Regions from separate parts of the Homo sapiens genome. Here region 1 is linked to region 2. Evidence: chromatin contacts called from ENCODE Hi-C or POLR2A ChIA-PET data. All regions are on one chromosome and are shown on one strand. The core of a region is the stretch at or near the end of the contact, and the rest is flanking DNA. Distances in the headings are between cores, read along the strand shown. Region 1 has its middle 8.4 kb from the start of LINC01355. Region 2 holds the start of HTR1D (5-hydroxytryptamine receptor 1D).

Region 1 (6,276 bases), core at 1,172-3,671, 60 kb before region 2:
TCATCGATGTTGTAGCATGTATCAGTACTTCATTCCTTTTTGTGGCTGAATAATACTCCATTGTATGGCTATAGCACGTTTTCTGTGTCCCTGCATCAGTTTCCATTTTTTGGCTATTATGAATAATACAGCTATGAACATTTATGTACAAGATTTTGTGTGAAAGTATGTTTTCATTTCTGTTGGGAATATACCTAGGAGTGGAATTATTGGGTCATATGGTAACTAACATTTTAAAGAACCGGGAAACTATTTTCTAAGGTGGCTGGACCATTTGAGAGTGCATTCCTGACAAGCATCCAGGTGATACTGAATAGCAGGCTCTAGATTACATTTTGACATCTATCAAGAAAACAGGAACATGAACTTTAACTGAGTTCAGCTGCCAAAATCTGGCCAGCAGCAAAGAAGGTGGGGTGGTTTTGGTTTTCATAGGGCCTTGGTACCTCCGATTTTCTACCATTAGTCTTAATGTACCTGGGCTTATTGTTCTAGCCTTCGAACTCTTCATGTAAATTGATATATCTGCTATCTAAAAAAGAAAGAATATTCATTTTTAGTTGAAAGAGGCATTTCTAAGATGAGAATGGCCATACTGTCAGTGTGGTAACACTGTTTTTGATAGTGTCCTGAAAGCATGTTGATCCTTTCTAGGTGCCATCAGAGAAGGAAGGGTATGCTGGTGGAGCATGCACACAAATGATTTAATACATTGTAGTGCATGTTGGGATAGAGCAAAGGAGGGCAGATTCAAGGAAGACTTCCAGGAGACGAGTCCTGAACTCAATCTCTTAATTCATTCAACTAAGATTTAATGTAGGAGATCTAGATTCTGTGGGGGTTCAGATGAGGTAGGGATTACTTCTGTTTTATATGAGGTAGGATGACAATGGGGGTAGGTGGTAGTAGAAATTAGAATATTTCTTTGGGATGATACTTGAAGTAAGCCAGGATTTTAGATACAGAGGTATATGAGAAGGGTGTGTTCTAAGATGATAAAGCAGAAGGAACTAAAATACAGAAGTCAAATGGCACGACGTATACCAGCTGTATTTACTGAAATATGCCTAGAGGTGCTGTGTTAAGCCTCAGGTACACAAAAACATAAAACATGACCCTGCCTTCATAATTAGAACTCAAGTGAGATGTTTGAAGTGTAATACAATGTGATTTGTATGAAAAATCACATTGTGTGTGTGGTAGGAGGTATAGATTAGTTTTTAAGAAGGCGTAATTTTCTTGACTGGTGGTTGGTTCTGTTTGGTTTGACTCATGGGTGCCTGAAATAAAAGGAGTAGGAAATACAGATGTAAAGGTAAGTTGGGCTGTTATTTACTGTTGTTTACTTTGGCAGAAATGGTCTAAAAAACTAAGCATGTGACGAGTAATGAGAGGGGAGCAGCAGGAGTCTGAGTTTGGGTTCCTTTTCTTCCATTAGTTCCTGTGTGACTCTCCCTTGTGATCATTGATCTTTACTGGAGGTACAGAGTACCTGGTCTGGTCCTCAGTTTTAAGAAAATGAATTACCTAGTATACTCCAAGGCCCAACTTCTGTACCCCATAGTTGGAAATTGTCAGCTTTCCTACAAAGATTGATTTATGAGCTGCTCTTTAAAGCAACTTCTTATAACATTTTCAACCTTTTGACTGTTCACAATTAAGAGTCCTTCAATCTTTTCCCATCCCAATAGATGAAATGGCAAGACAAAATTTCCATGAGTTATATTGGACAGGTTTCTATGCATTACCTGTTGTTGCATAACAAATTACCCCCCTAAAACTTAGCAGCTTAAAACAAACATTTATTATCCTCTACAATTACTCTGGGTGAAGAATCCAAGAGTCACTTAGCTGAGTGATTCTGACTCTTAAGAGGTTGCAGGCTGGGTGCGGTGGCTAACACCTGTAATCCCAGCACTTTGGGAGGCCAAGGTAGGAGAATCGCTTGAGCTCAGGAGTTCAAGACCAGCCTGGGCAACAATAGTGAGACCTCGTCTCTACAAAAAAATTTAAAAATTAGCCAGGCATGGTGGCACACACTTGTAGTCCCAGCTGCTCGGGAGGCTGAGGTGGGAGGACTGCTTGAGCCCAGCAGATCGACAGGTTGAGGCTTCAGTGAGCTGTGGTTGTGCCACTGCATTCCAGCCTGGGTGACAGAGGAAGACCATGTCTTTTTTTTTTTTTTTTTAAAAAGTAATCTGAAGGCTTGACTAGGGTTGCAGGATTTGCTTTCAAGGTGGCTCACGTGCATGACTACACCTCACTTCCTAGGCAAGTGGACTTCTGCATATACTGAATATTCTCATGTAGCTGGCTTCCCCCACAAAGTGAATAGGAAGACTCCATTTCCACAGTATCTCATTGACCACACAGGTCAACCCTCTTCAGTATGGGAGGAGACTACCCAGGGCTAGAATACCATGAAGTGAGAATCATCAGGGCCACCTTGGAGGCTGGCTGCCAAAACTTAGGATGAATTTGAGGCTACTTTCCTATTAAGTGTATAAAGCTGACCTTTGACATGCAAACTTAGTAATACCTATTTATGATTCCTGATACACTTTAATACTCTATAGTGATTTCTTCAGAAGCATTTTGACCTAAATGTAAATATATCATTCACTATGCATACATTTTTCTAAAAGGGAGTTTAATATCTACACCAGGATGAATTGTAGTATGTTTTAACATATGTAAGGTGCTCAGTACTTGCTCAACTAAAGCCAGGTGTGGTCATGCACACCAGTGGCACTTGGAAGCTGAGGCAGAAGGATTGCTTGAGCCTGGGAGCTTGAGGCTGTAGTGTGCAATGTTCATGCCTCTGAATAGCCATTGCCCTTCAGCCTGAGCAACATAGTGAGACTGTTTTTTTTTTTTTTTTGAGATGGAGTCTCGCTTTGTTGTCCAGGCTGGAGTGCAGTGGCGCGATCTTGGCTCACTGCAACCTCCGTCTCCCAGGTTCAAGCAATTCTCATGCCTCAGCCTCCTGAGTAGCTGGGACCACAGGCATGCACCACCACGACCAGCTAATTTTTGTATTTTTAGTAGAGACAGGGTTTCACCATGTTGGCCAGGCTGGTCTCAAACTCCTGACCTCAGGTGATCTGCCCACCTCGGCCTCCCAAAGTGCTGGATTACAGGCGTGAGCCACCGTACCCAGCCAATAATGCATTTTTTAAAAGATATTTTTGTTCCAATATTAATAAATAAAAATGTTTATGAACTTAAAAGAGAAGTAAGAGGTGAAATCAGAAAGGTAGTGAAATCAGGTCTGTAGGACCTTAAAACCTGCTGCGAGGATTTTTGAGACAAATGGGAAGGCAGTGGAGGATTTTGAGCTAAAATATTACTTTTTCACTTCACTGTAGCCACAGTGGCTTCCTTACTGCTCCTTGAAACTCTGGGCAACTTCTACCCCAGGGTCTCTGCACTGGCTGTTCCCTCTGCCTGGAGAGCCTTTAGGCAGAGTATCTGCACAGCTCACTCCCTCACCTCCAAGCCTATACTCAAAGGCCTTCTCCACAAGAAGGCCCTATTTGAGATTGCAGCCCAGCCCGACCTCCCTTGCCCTTGCACTTATCATCATCTGCTCTGCTGCTTCTCCAGCACTTATCATTTTTTATCCTACAGTATATAATTTACTTATTAATTACATTTATTGTTGTCTCTCTCTCTCTGCTAGATATAAACTCCACAAGTGCAGGGATCAACACCTAGAGTGTATCTGGTACATAGAAGTTTCCCACACACTTGCTAAAAGAATGACTTAAAGGAATAAGTTTTGGTTATATGGAAAATTAAATTTACTAACTTTTTCTCATCATGCATAAATGGTTATTGAAGATTTAGGATCTTGAAGAATTTCTTAATTATTTCAGAGAGCTACGGTTATGTTTCTTAGAGAGTGTTTACCAAACCAAGAAAGTAGACTCATAGTTTAGGAATATTTTTAGCACTGTGGGGTGAAATTAAAAGTTTCTGGTTGGCCGGGCACAGTGGCTCAAGCTTGTAATCCCAGCACTTTGGGAGGCTGAGGAGGGCGGATCACGAGGTCAGGAGATCCAGACCATCCTGGCTAACACGGTGAAACCCCGTCTCTACTAAAAATACAAAAAATTAGCCGGGCGTGGTGGCAGGTGCCTGTGGTCCCAGCTACTCGGGAGGCTGAGGCAGGAGAATGGCATGAACCCGGGAGGCAGAGCTTGCAGTGAGCAGAGATCGTGCCACTGCACTCCAGCCTGGGTGACAGAGCAAGACTCTGTCTAAAAAAAAAAAAAAGTTTCTGGTCAACCATTTTTGTTATAATTTATTTTTATATAATTTCAAACTTATGGAAAAGTTGCAAGAATGATACAAGGAACTTCCTATACCCTCTACCCAGATTCACCAATTGTCTACATTATTTATCATTTCCTCTGTGTGTGTGTGTGTGTGTGTGTGTGCATGTGCTTGTGTGTTCCTAAAACTTCTGAGTAAATTGGAAACATTGTGTACCTGTACCCATAAATATTTCAAGTGTGTCTTTTAAAAGTGAGGACGTTATCTTACAGTTGTCAATATCAGAAAATCGAACATTGATACAATAGAATTATCTAATCCATAGCCCCCCCACCTTTTTGTTTTTTGTTTTTTTTTGAGACAGTTTCACTCTTGTTGCCCAAGCTGGAGTGCAATGGCACAACCTCCCATAGCCCATTTTCTTTCCTGGTCTTGCTCTATTGCCCAGGCTGGAGTGCAGTGGGGTGATCATAGATCACTGCAGCCTCCACCTCTTGGGCTCAAACGATCCTCCCACCTCAGCCCCCCAAGTAGCTGGGACCTCAGGCACGCGCCTCCACGCCCAGCAAATTTTTAATTTTATGTAGAGATGCCATCTCACTTTGTTGCCCAGGCTGGTTTTGATCTCCTGGCCTCAAGCGATCTGCCCACCTTAGCCTCTGAAAGTGTTGGGATTACAGGTGTGAGCCACCACATCCAGCTCATTGCCCATTTTCAAATTTCATCCACTGTCCCAGTAATGTCATTTATAGCAATTTTTTCCCAATCTTGCATCGAAGTCAGGATCATACACTGCTCTTAGTCTCCTTTAATCTGAAATCATCTTTCAGCCTTTCTTTGTGTTTTTGTTTGTTTCTTTGTTTTGAGATGGAGTCTGGCTCTGTCCTCCAGGCTGGAGTGCAGAGGCCCCATCTCAGCTCACTGCAACCTCTGCCTCGAAGGTTCAAGCAATCCTGCCGCCTCAGTAGAGATGGGGTTTTGCTATGCTGCCCAGGCTGGTCTCGAACTCTTGGCCTCAAGTGATCTGTCCGACTCGGCCTTCCAAAGTGCTGGGATTCCAGGCGTGAGTCACCACACCCGGCCAATTAGTGAGGATATTCTTTGAGACTATGTTCCTCATTAAACTTGCACCTACTGGTTTTAACATCATTCCTTTTGTATTTATTAGCTGTCAATCTACTGTAAGGAAGAGCTTTCCCTTCTCCCCATTCACTTATGTCAGTATGGACTCATGGACTTGTATTTTATTCTGTGGTTTGTAATCCATTGCTATTGTTAATTATTTTGATGCCAATTGTCCTAGATTTCTGGTCATCCCTTTGCCTCAAAAACAAGTTTACATGAACCATATAGTCTCCAAGTTGGGTTTTCAAAGAGGTAATGGGTCCAAATTGAAAAGGTAGAATTTAGGTTACTGGAAGGTAGAAATAACTAGTAGGAAAATCACTTTGGGCAATTTTCAATAACAAAAACACCCTATATACTGAAATGTGTTAAAATAACAAGAAAAATAGCACAGCCACTCAGCAGTGAATTTCAGTGTAAGGAATGAGGATAGGCGTATCCTTATTAGAAAAAAGAAGGAAAAATGCTGCTTGAGCTGCTGAGTTGTTTCAGCCCTGGAGCTGAGGGCGGGGCAATGCATGAAGGTAGTGGGAGAAATGATGGCTAATCATAAAATCAAAATGTCAGCCTAAGATACCATTTTAAAATATTTCATTCCAGGCTGGGCGCGGTGGCTCAAGCCTGTAATCCCAGCACTTTGGGAGGCTGAAGCAGGAGGGTTGCTTGAGTCCAGGAGTTTGAGACCACCCGGCAACATAGCAAAACTTCGTCTCTACAAAAATTTTTTGAAAATTAGATGGATGTAATGGTATGTGCCTGTAGTCCTAGCTACTCGGGAGGCTGAGGCAGGAGGATTGCCTGAGCCCAGTTCGAGGTTATAGTGAGCTATGATTACGCCACTGCACTCCAGCCTGGATGACAGAATCAACACTC
Region 2 (5,753 bases), core at 1,327-3,826:
TGGCACGATCTCGGCTCACTGCAAGCTCCGCCTCCTGGGTTCACGCCATTCTCCTGCCTCAGCCTCCCAAGTAGCTAGGACTACAGGTGCCCGCCACTACGCCCGGCTATTTTTTGTATTTTTAGTAGAGACGGGGTTTCACCGTTTTAGCCGGGATGGTCTCGATCTCCTAACCTCATGATCTGCCCGCCTCGGCCTCCCAAAGTGCTGGGATTACAGGCGTGAGCCACCGCGCCCGGCCGCCATACAAGTTTTGCCCAAGGTTCGCCCTGACCAGGGCAGCTTCTGGGGCTGTCAGGGTCTTTTCATTGAGGACACACACCCAGGATGTGTCTGTATTTACTCTGCCATTTGGATTTTTCAACTGCAGGATCTTAGGCTAGGACCCCAACAGCAGCTGCAAGTGCTTCGGCTGTGTAGACAGGACCCTTTCCTCCTTCCTGACTTCAACCTGGGGCATGAGCCGCAGTGCCTATTTTGGGAAATGCCTACATTTTTCATTGCTCAACCTTCCTATTTCCTATTTGGGAAAAGAACCTAGGGCCTGAGTAGAGTGGAGGCCGAGGTGTGGTTGCCGATAACTCCTATTTGCCAGTGATTTATTTGCCTGGGATTTGTGCTAAGACGAAAAGAATGTTTGCATTATTAATGATCATTGATCACAGGCTTCCAAAAAAGAGAGAGATTGAGAGAGATGTAGGCTCCAGGCCAATCATCAAATGGTAAACCAAGAGGGTGGGGCATGAAGAAAGGAGGGGAGGGCTAGGTTTGTAGAGAGTTATGTGGAGACAGAAGGACACAGAAGGACACAGAATAGAAAGTCTAGATGAGCTGCTGAGTTTTGGGTGTGCCAGATGTCCAACAGCTGTGTGGGCTGCGAATAAACCAATGCCGGCAGGTGCTGCTGGCCTCTCCCTACACCCAGTGAAGGAGACTTCAAGACAAAGAATGTTACCAGGGACAGAGGGTCATTTCGTAATGATAAAAGGGTCAATTCATCAAGAAGAAATAACAGGGTTGGCCACAGTGGCTTACACCTGTAATCTCAGCACTTTGGGAGGCCAAGGCGGGAGGATCACTTGAGCCCAGGAGTTTGAAACCAGCCTGAACAACATAGCAAGACCCCGTCTCTAAAAAACAAACAAACAAACAAAAACAAAAAACAAACAAACATAACATAACAATCTTAATGCCCCTAACTAATAACAGGCTTCAAAACACATGAAGAACAAGCAGATAAAGACCCAGTAAGGAGCTGAGCGCAGTGGCTCATGCCTGTAATCCCAGCACTATGGGAGGCCGAGGCGGGCGGATCACGAGGTCAGAAGATGCAGACCATCCTGGCTAATACGGTGAAACCCCGTCTCTATTAAAAATACAAAAAATTAGCCGGGCAGGTGGCACGCTTCTGTAGTCCCAGCTACTCAGGAGGCTGAGGCAGGAGAATCGCTTGAACCCGGGAGGCGGAGGTGGCAGTGAGCCGAGATCGCGCCACTGCGCTCCAGCCTGGGCGACAGAGCAAGACTCCGTCTCCAAACCAACCAACCAACCAACCAACCAACCAACCAAAAAACCGGTAAGGACACAGAAGGCAAGGCCAGTTCCTCATGAGCTGCGAGAAACCTGGACACAAGCCATGGCCGGTGTTCGTGCCTCTTCACTGTCTTCAGTGGAAGCCTCTTGCTGGTCCTGTCTTTGTGCTCAAGTCTTCTCTCTCCCCTGGTTCTCTGCAACCAGGCTGGTTCATCTCAGCATCCCAAACACCTGCTGGGGGCTGGGGGCTGGCACTCGGAATCTGTCCTTTGAAGGATGCTGGGAGCTGTCCCTCCCCTACCTCTCTGACCGCCCCCCCCCCCCGCCCCCTTCCATTCATCCAGCTTGGACACCATCCGGCTCAGGGTCTTTCCCAAGACCCACTCCTTCACCTCCTAACTTTGCTCAAATGCTACTTTTGCAGGGAGGTGCCCCTGAGCCCTCACTTCCACTCCCTACCTTCTTTCTCTGCTTTCTTATCCTCCCTACCCTTTACCTCTATAAATATTTTATGCATTTTGCGTATTAAATGTGTTGTCTCCCCGCAACAGAACGGAAGCTCCCTTAGGTCTACCTCTGTTTTGTTCACTGCTGTATCCCCAGTGCCTAGAACATGCCTGACACAGTAGATCAATCAATATTTGTTAGACGAAGAAAACAAAAATCCAACTAGGAATGAACACCGGGGACCCGGACGGATAGGGGAGGCTGGACTTTCACCAAGTGTCTCTGGGCATGGCCCACCTCCCTGCAGACCCCTACCCCAGAGCCAGCCCACCTGCCCTCCTACAGGTGGGGGCCGGAGAGCGCTGGCCCGGGGCCTTTTCCACCTCCCTTCCGCTGCGCGTACCCACCCCGGGTGCTGGGCGGGGGCTGCTACGAGTCGCAGGCCGGGGCTCGGAGCTCCGGACCATCCCGAGCGGGGAGGCCGGGGGCCAAGCCTTCCTCCGGGCGGGCGGGGGGCCGAGTAGGGAGGGAGCCCGGCGAGGGAGGAGCTGGAGGAGGGAGCAAGGAGGAGCGGCGGGCGCGGGAAGGGGAGCGCGGAGAAGGAGCCGCAGGGCTCTGGGAGAGGCGGAGGCAGGTGCGGGATCGCGAGGGCGCGAGCCGGAAAGGGCCCCGGGGCGGCGGGGCGGGCGGCCCCCGAGTTCGGCGGGGGTCGCGGCGGAGACAAGGCGGCCGCGACGGGGAGACGCCGCGCGAGGAAGTGGATCGGGCGGGTACGCCGGGTGTGCGCACCTGCCCGCCGGGCAGCGGGTAAGCTCTCGGGGCCGCGTCTGCAGCCTGGCCCCAGCGGCCGTCCGCGGGGAACTGAGGCCGGGAGCGGCGCCCCTCCTGGGGCCTCGGGGGCCCGGGGCGTCCCGCCTCTCTGTGCCCTCGGACGGGCGCGCGCCAGGGAGAGGGTCCCGGAGGACCTGCCCGGCCGGAGGGAGGCCACCGGGGGTGGCCGTCCAGAGCCCCGGGAGAAAAGGGAGGACTGAGGCAGCGCCCAGGGAGGCTGCGGGATCCCACGCGCGCGTTGGGGGTGCCCAGCGCCCAGGCGAGAACTGGAGGGGCAGGAAGCACCCCCGGGCCGGGGACCGCGACGCCCCCCGAGGGGCCCCGGGCGCCAAGGGAAGCCGGGCGCTGCCCCCTGCTGGCCAGGTTCGGGCGCGGCGCCGCGGAGGGGCCTCCCCTCTCTGGAGAGAGTTGAAGGGGGTCCGGTGTGGAGCCCCGGCTGGCTCCGGGCTGGGGCTGACCGGCTCTGTGACCTTGGGCAGGTCACTGCATCTCTCCAAGCCTCAGTTTGCACGTCTGTCAAATAGAGGGGCATTCTCTCACTTTGCAGGGTCCCTGGAAATAAGTGAGATCCCCGCTAGATGCTTTTTTTAGAAACTGTAAAGTTCTGTATAAATCCTAGCTAATCACATAATGCCGGAACTGGAAGGGCACTGAGAAATCTGCTTTATTACAAATGGGGAGAGTGGGGAATCCGTCTTGCCCAAGGTCACACTACCAGTAGAAGAATCTAAGACTAAAGTCCCCAGGTCTGGGAAAGTTCGGGATTAAGAGCAGGGCTCTCAGTCAGGGTCCCGGTTGCATTAGCAAACTGGCCTTGGCCACCTACTAGCTGTGTGATCTCAGGAAAGCCCTTACCTTCTTTGAGGTGTGGTTTCCTCCCATATGAAGTGGGGACAACAATTCTCACCCCACAGGCTTACTGTACAAATCTAATGGGATTGTCACTCAGCACAGCCCCTGGCTCCAAACCAGAGCTCAGCCACTAGTGGCCATCATTTCTCTGAGTAGCAGCAGCAGCAACCCCTCCACTCTTCCTTGCAACCAGCTTCCAGTGTTTTCCAGTTGAGCCCGTGGTGTGGGTCTGCGCTGTCCTCTGGATCACACAGCCACTGGCTGGGGTCTCAGCCCTCCTCACAAGGACATTTGGGGACACTTTATCAGCAGCAAGTGAGGCCATTGGGGTAGCCAGCCTTTTTCAGTCTTTAGTCCTGCTCCACTGGTGGGGAGAAGTAGGCAGCCTTTGTCATTGAGACATCCAGGAAGCTGGGACCTAGAGGGTGGCTAGGAGGGAGGGACCAGGCCAGCTGGACTTGACTGGCAGGGGCTAGGGCCTCTACCCCTACAACAACCTCTACAAGCACTTCAGGGCCCTGCTGTCAGACCAAGGCTTTGATCTCATGAACAAGTAAGTCCCAGTGCAGCCCGTGGGTGGGGGATGGAGATCATGTCTCTGCAGCCACAGAAGCCCTGAGCCCTAGTGCTGGCTTCCCAGTCCCAGGCCTGCCTGCTGGCTCACCGCCTTCCAGAACCTAGTACAGGGCCAGAAAAACAGAGATGCTTCCTTAGAGTTTGTCAGTTACCTGATGGATCAATAATGAGGGCGGGACCACTGGCTCATCCCTTCTCTCCTAGGCCACGGATGGATGACTATTCTTTTTGGTGAGAGTAATGTGAATGTGAGCAGAAATACAGATTCTCAGAGTATGGAGTTCCCAGACCTGAGAGGTCTCTTTCATTGCACAGATGTTTCCCGTCTAAGGCCCACAGAGGGGCAGGGGTCAGCCATGTCTTCCAGGAAGCTGAATTCAGCAGACACCACTCAGTCTTTTTGCTTATTTGTTTTTGTTTTTGAGACAGGGTGGTGCTCTGTCACCCAGGCTGGAGTGTAGTGGTGTGATCATGGCTCACTGCAACCTCAACTTCCTGAGTTCAAGTGATCCTCCTGCCTCAGCCTCCCCAGTAGCTGGGACTACAGGCATGCGACTCCATGCCTGGCTAATTTTTGCATTTTTTGTAGAGACAGGGTGTCGCCATGTTGCCCAGGCTGGCCTCGAACTCTTGGGCTCAAAGAATCCACCCTCCTTGGCCTCCCAAAATGCTGGGACTACAGGTATGAGCCATGGAGCCTGGCCTGCTCAGTCTTTCACTGCTCTCAGCAGCAGTTGACACTGCTGACTGTTTCTTCTCCCCAAAACACTCTCTTCTCTGGGCCCCTGTGACTTGACACTGTTACGTTGTTCCCTCATCTTTTTGCGGCTTCATTCTCCTTTCTACAGCCCTTAGATGCTCTGCTCCCCCAGGCCCTCTGCTCCTCTCCTAGTAGACACTCTCTCTGGGTGATCTCACCCACCCCATTGGCTTTAGTTATCACCTCTATGCACATGACTCATACATGTATGCCTCTAGCCCAGATCGCTCCTCAGGCTGTTGACCCACCTATTTATTTTCAGCCAGGCACTGTTCTAGGCTCTGGGGATATAGGGATGAGCTAGACAGGAGGTGTATGTTAGCAGGGCATGGGGCAGGTGGAGGGTGTGTGGGGAAAGATACGCAATAAACAAACAGGCAGAAAATATCAGATCAGGTTAAGTGCTAAAATTAGCATAAACCAGGGTGATGTGGTGGAGGAGGGGAGCTGCTTTATGTTGGCTGGTCAAGGTGTTGCCAAAGGGGTGATATTTAAGACGGGCAGCTGGTAGGAGATGAGGTCAGAGAGACGGCCGGGGTGGCAGCAGATCACGTAGGGCCTTGTAAGCCATGGGAGTTTTGAATTTTATTCAGAGTGAAGTGGGAGCTGTTGGAGAAATGTATTTATTTATGAATGAATGAATGAATGAATGATGACAGAGTCTGGCTTTGTCACCCAGGCTAGAGTGCAGCAGTGCACTCTGGGCTCACTGCAACTTCCACCTTTTGGGCTCAAGACATCCTTCCACCTCAGC

The links. Hi-C counts contacts between places; a loop is a spot of excess contacts on that map. ChIA-PET counts read pairs that join two places held with the same protein, here RNA polymerase II (POLR2A). Pooled maps may share reads with other maps.
Region 1: a loop to region 2 is called in a map of heart right ventricle, with 4 times the contacts of the local background. The contact joins the enhancer-like site here to the promoter of HTR1D in region 2. A Hi-C loop is called at or near these places in 43 of 168 maps with a recorded cell type or tissue (Caco-2, Calu3, GM12878 and 24 more), 11 of 37 single-sample maps with no recorded cell type and 21 of 50 pooled maps. POLR2A ChIA-PET finds 5 or more read pairs at or near these places in 10 of 52 experiments (CD4-positive, alpha-beta T cell, CD8-positive, alpha-beta memory T cell, H1 and 6 more).

Annotation. Positions count from the first base shown.
Region 1 is chr1:23,273,941-23,280,216 of GRCh38, reverse strand. No RefSeq gene overlaps it. Among named protein-coding and RNA genes, the nearest start is that of LINC01355, 8.4 kb to the left of the region's middle. Within about 2 kb of position 2,421, at least 2 of the 41 ENCODE cell types and tissues checked have a DNase peak (open chromatin) inside an H3K27ac peak, as active enhancers do; they include PC-3 and PC-9, where a contact is called at or near this core.
Region 2 is chr1:23,214,325-23,220,077 of GRCh38, reverse strand. HTR1D (5-hydroxytryptamine receptor 1D) reads left to right here and starts at 2,576. Exons shown (of 2, transcript NM_000864.5): 1 at 2,576-2,787.